Regions from separate parts of the Mus musculus genome. Here region 1 is linked to region 2. Evidence: chromatin loops called from intact Hi-C (ENCODE). Cell type or tissue: left cerebral cortex. All regions are shown on one strand.

Region 1 (2,500 bases), 470 kb after region 2:
CACTCCATTCCCAGGCATGGCTTCACAGCCATCCCTTCCACTTAGTAGCAGCACCTCTGCTCCTACTCTAGCTGAAACAATGGTGGTTAGTGCACACTCACTAGACAAGGCATCTCACAGTAGTACAGCAGGATTGGGTTTGTCCTTTTGTGCGCCATCCTCTTCCTCCTCCTCTGGAACAGCTGTGTCTACTTCTGTTTCTCAGCCTGGTATGGTTCATCCTTTGGTCATCTCATCAGCTGTAGTTTCTACACCTGGCCTCCCCCAACCAGTAGTACCTACTTCTACACCTTTATTACCCCAAGTACCTAATATCCCACCCTTGGTACAACCTGTTGTTAATGTGCCTGCTGTACAGCAAACACTCATTCACAGTCAGCCTCAACCAGCTCTGCTTCCCAACCAGCCTCACACACACTGTCCTGAAATGGATGCTGATACCCAATCCAAAGCTCCTGGGATTGATGATATAAAGACTCTGGAGGAAAAGCTGAGATCTCTCTTTAGTGAACACAGCTCATCTGGAACTCAGCATGCTTCTGTCTCCCTAGAGACACCTTTAGTAGTAGAGACGACTGTCACACCGGGCATCACTACCACTGCTGTAGCACCAAGTAAACTCATGACTTCCACTACAAGTACTTGCTTACCACCAACCAGTTTACCATTAGGAGCAGCTGGCATGCCAGTTATGCCAGTAGGCACACCTGGGCAGGTTTCTACCCCAGGCACACACGCTTCAGCCCCAGTCGGCACTGCAACAGGAGTAAAACCTGGAACAACTCCCCCAAAGCCAACTAAGACTGTGGTAAGAGTCATCATACAATGACTAAATAAATATGATTACTTTTCTTTCCTCTCAATAATTACATGTTTTCAGCTGAGTCTTGCAAGTTATGAAGGTGCCTGGCATATAAACTCGTCTCTCAGTCTTAAAGTGACAACAGTTTTAGGATCTAAGTATAGGTAACACAAGAATGTTCTCTTAGTTTGGAATGTGGCTAGATTTTTAGGTTATATTGAACAGTTTTCTTAGAATGTAGAATTATCAGGTAAAATAAATAATGGTCAAGTAAAATACAGGTTTTTCCCTGGGTCTTATGCCTCATGTCTATTACCCCAACACTTGAAGACAGAAGGTAGTTACAAGTTACAGGAAAGCCTGGGCACTACAATGAGTTACAGGCCAGTCTTGGCTATAGAATAGGGCTTTGTCTCTAAATAAAGAAATAGGAAAGAAAAGAAAAAAAACCAAGGGCTCAGCATTTAAGAACACTGCTCTTTCAAATAACCCAAATTTGGTTCCCAGAAGCCATGTGCAGAAGACTTAATAACAACCTCTGGATCTGACCTCTCCTGGCCTCTGCAGGCAACTGCATTCAGAATGCTCATACTCCCACAAAGACATGCATAGATATAAATAGTTTAACAATATAAGTCTGTTGAAAAGGACAGGTTATTTCTACGGGATTGGTAGATATTAAAGAATTCTACATCCCAAAAAGGAGCAAAATGTATTGACCAATAAAGGAATATTTTATCATCTTTTAGTTGAGAATGAATATTCCTTATTGTAGATTCCTTTGATAAAAATTGGGAGTTAATAAAAAGTTGAAGTTGGGCTGGAGAGATGGCTAAGCAGTTAACTTCTAGAGGTCCTGAGTTCGATTCCTAGAACCACGTGTTGGCTCATAGCCATCTGTAATGGGGTCTGATGCCCTCTTCTGGTGTGTCTGAAGAGAGTGACAGTGTACTCGTAAACAATAAATAAAGTTGGAAGTTGATAAAAGTGATTGAAAATGAAAGAGGAAATAATAGCATTCTAGAAATCCAATAAACAGAAACTATTTAATTGTGCTGTTGCAGATGTCCTCTCATTCTGATATCTTCATCCTCTTTCTGTGCCAATAGAATAATATAATTTTATGCCTTTGTTATCAGTCATGACCTTTGTTTATTTCTAAATCTGCTTGTTTTCTTTGAAATGTCTTATTTATCTCATATGAGCAACTTCAAAAATTTGTTGGTGGCTCTTTTTTTGGCACTTGATGCCTGGTGCCCAACAAAGTCAGAAAAGGGCATCAAATCCCCTAGAACTGGAGTTTTGAGCCACAATGTTGATTCTGGGAACAAAACTTGGGTTCTCTATAAGAGCAGCTAGTGCTCTTAACTGCTGAGCTGTCTCTTCAGCCCCTAACTGTACTCTTATCTGTCTACTTAAAAATTTTGTTCTTTTTGTTTCCCTTCTCATTGCATTTTATCATTTGTTTCATAGTTGTTTGATTGTAACTGTCATACTAGTGTCTTTGGTATGTTGTCCTTTAAAACAGACTGAAAAGTGTAATTTAAATGCTATAAGTAGACACATTTTAGTATCGTTCTGCTTTTAAATTAATTTTTTCTTAGTATATATTTTTTACCAATGGTAGCTCATAGACTTGAATTTTCCTTCATTATTATAGGTGCCACCAGTGGGTACTGAACTTTCAGCCGGTACTGT
Region 2 (2,500 bases):
ATAAGTCATGTGACCTGAAGAGCTGTCCTAGTAAAAGAATCTACTCACTCAGAGCCTTCAAGCCAGTATTTTACCAAAGGGAAGGACGGACAGACAGTTCTTAAAAATCATCAAGAAGGTAAGTTAGAAGTAGTGGTACATGACTTTAAGCCCAGTCCTGAGACAGCAGAAGCAGGCAGATCTCTGTGAATTGGAGGCCAGGCAGCTCTATGCAGTTAAGTCCAGGCCAGTTTCCAATGTGTAAGAAACTCATATTCATGAGCTCACTTAATTCTTTTCACACTCTCACAAGGCAAACAAAGCAGCTGCCATCTTTATTTCTATTTTACAGACAAGAAAACTATTTTATTTCTCAAAAAAGTAACTGAATGTAGTACAACTCTATTCTGAGTTTCAGACCAATCAGAGCTACACAGTGAGACCCTGTCTCAAAAAAACAACACCCCTCCCCCCAAAAAGAGTAAAAACTGTGAAATAATTTGTAGTCATAAAATTTATACCTGCCCCTTTCTCTGAAAAGTTGATTATCTAACTCTACAGCTTTCCTAATCAAAACTAGTTACCTTTAAATATTTACCTTTAAATATTCTGAATTTTAAGATCATAGGAAAGAATAGATGAACTATTACTTTATTATGCATATTCTAATGAAGTAAGGCTTATTAATTTATTTATAAGAACGTAATACCTGACAGGTAGGCTAATCTGAACGTTTCTTTACCTGAATAGCTTCCACTTTAGCTGTCCATTCACGAGCCTTTTGTAAGGCTTCTTTTAAGGACAACACATTGGGTAGAAAGGCTGGAATGTTCTTGGCTTCATTCACAATATTTTCTAAATTTGCCATACTGTGCCGAGGTCTAAATGAACAATAAAACAGTAAGATACTATGTAAAAGTCCAATTACTAAAAGAATTAAAATAGCATTTTCCAGTGTGTAAGAAACTCATATTCATGAGCTCACTTCTTTTCACACTCCCACAAGGCAAACAAAGCAGCTGCCATCTTTATTTCTATTTTACAGACAAGAAAACTATCTTATTTCTCATAAACTAATTGACAAACCTGATGTACTGACTCAGAATGAGTCTTCACTCCAGGTTCCTTTTACTACTTACTACTTAGTCCTAGACTACCTCTACTCTACCTCTCTAAAATACATGCAATGATCAGAGGTGGGCATGGCTAGCAACACATTTATGATGATCTTATTCTCATTCATCAAAATCCAAGAATCACACTGGTATTGGAACAAATTATTTTGGGCTCATAGCCACAGGCAATAGTAAGTAATTCTGCCTAGAGACTTAAAAGTGCTTTAACGAAGGCTCTAAAAAAGTACATTACCTAATGAAAGAAAGTGAAAAAAAAAAAAGTATGGACAAAATTTGTTTTTAAGCAGTCAGTTTCATCTTGAGACTGAAGACTTTACGGTAGGTGCAGGAATGATGGAGTGTGAGTGAGTGTGAACTAGGAGAGTGTGGGCAGTGACACATAAAGGATTCTGAGCCCCACACATCCACTATGTAAAGCAGTGGGAAGCTTCAGTCTTATCATCATGAATTGAATTCCATGTTAGGAGACATGGGAAAATTCAATGGCATTAGCTAAAACAACAAAACAAAACAAACAAACAAAAACCAGAAGGCATTTACCAAAGAAACTTGTTATTGATTAAAATATTATGAGTTAGGATACTGTGGTGATGTATGCCTTTAATGCCAGCACCTGATGGATCTCTGTGAGTTCAAGGCCTAGTCTACATAGAAAGTTCCAGGTCGGGCTAGAGAGATGGCTCAGCATTTAAGAGCACCGACTGCTCTTCCAGAGGTCCTGAGTTCAATTCCCAGCACCCACATGGTTGCTTACAACCATCTGTAATGGACATACATAAAATAAATAAATCTTTAAAAAAAAAAAAGTTCTAGGACAGTCAGAGCTACATGGCAAGACCCCCCCCCCACATCTTAAAAAAAGTTTTGCTATATAAATATATACAAAGATGGTAAATAAAGCCATGAAATTTCCAAGGAAACTTTATATAGAGTAAAAAGAAGAGGCTGTTATTTCCATAAAAAAGCCATCATTTAAGCAGCAAAGAAAAGGCAAATGGAAGATACAGTAATCAATGCTAAGAGATCAAATGTACTAAGATATGGTTCAGAAGGCTTGAAAGCTCAGTCAGTCAGAAATAGAAAATTACACTACCACCTTTTTTTCCTCTTTTTTTTTTTTGACTTTTTGATATAGAGTTTGTGTAGCCCTGGATATCCTGAAACTTCTTTTGTAGACCAGGCTGTCCTAGAATTCACAGAGATCTGCTTGCCTCTGCCTCTCGATTGCTGGGATTAAAGGCATGTGCCACCATCACCTGGCCAGACACCAGCACTTTTTATTTTATTTTCTTCAAGATATTAAGTATCTAAAATTCATTTATCTACCATTTTTTCCTCACTGAAATCTTAGCACTATAGAAATTGGGACCTTCTGGGTCTTGTTT

Evidence for each region. A loop is a pair of places that touch in the nucleus more often than their neighbours do. Peaks named below come from ENCODE experiments on the same cell type or tissue, not always from the same donor. Only the 100,000 strongest peaks of a DNase experiment are listed, where the experiment ranks them.
Region 1: a loop joins it to region 2, with 2.7 times the contacts of the local background. A loop is called at or near these places in 4 of 42 quality-filtered maps.

The regions. Positions count from the first base shown.
Region 1 is chr6:119,946,283-119,948,782 of GRCm38, reverse strand. It overlaps Wnk1 (WNK lysine deficient protein kinase 1), which reads left to right. Exons shown (of 28, transcript NM_001199084.1): 19 at 1-808; 20 at 2,463-2,500. Among named protein-coding and RNA genes, the nearest start is that of Rad52, 45 kb to the right of the region's middle. In left cerebral cortex, a CTCF peak has its summit at 1,398; no DNase peak of the experiment used is centred here.
Region 2 is chr6:120,413,576-120,416,075 of GRCm38, reverse strand. It overlaps Kdm5a (lysine (K)-specific demethylase 5A), which reads right to left. Exons shown (of 28, transcript NM_145997.2): 20 at 722-860. Among named protein-coding and RNA genes, the nearest start is that of Gm24592, 34 kb to the right of the region's middle. In left cerebral cortex, no CTCF peak of the experiment used is centred here; no DNase peak of the experiment used is centred here.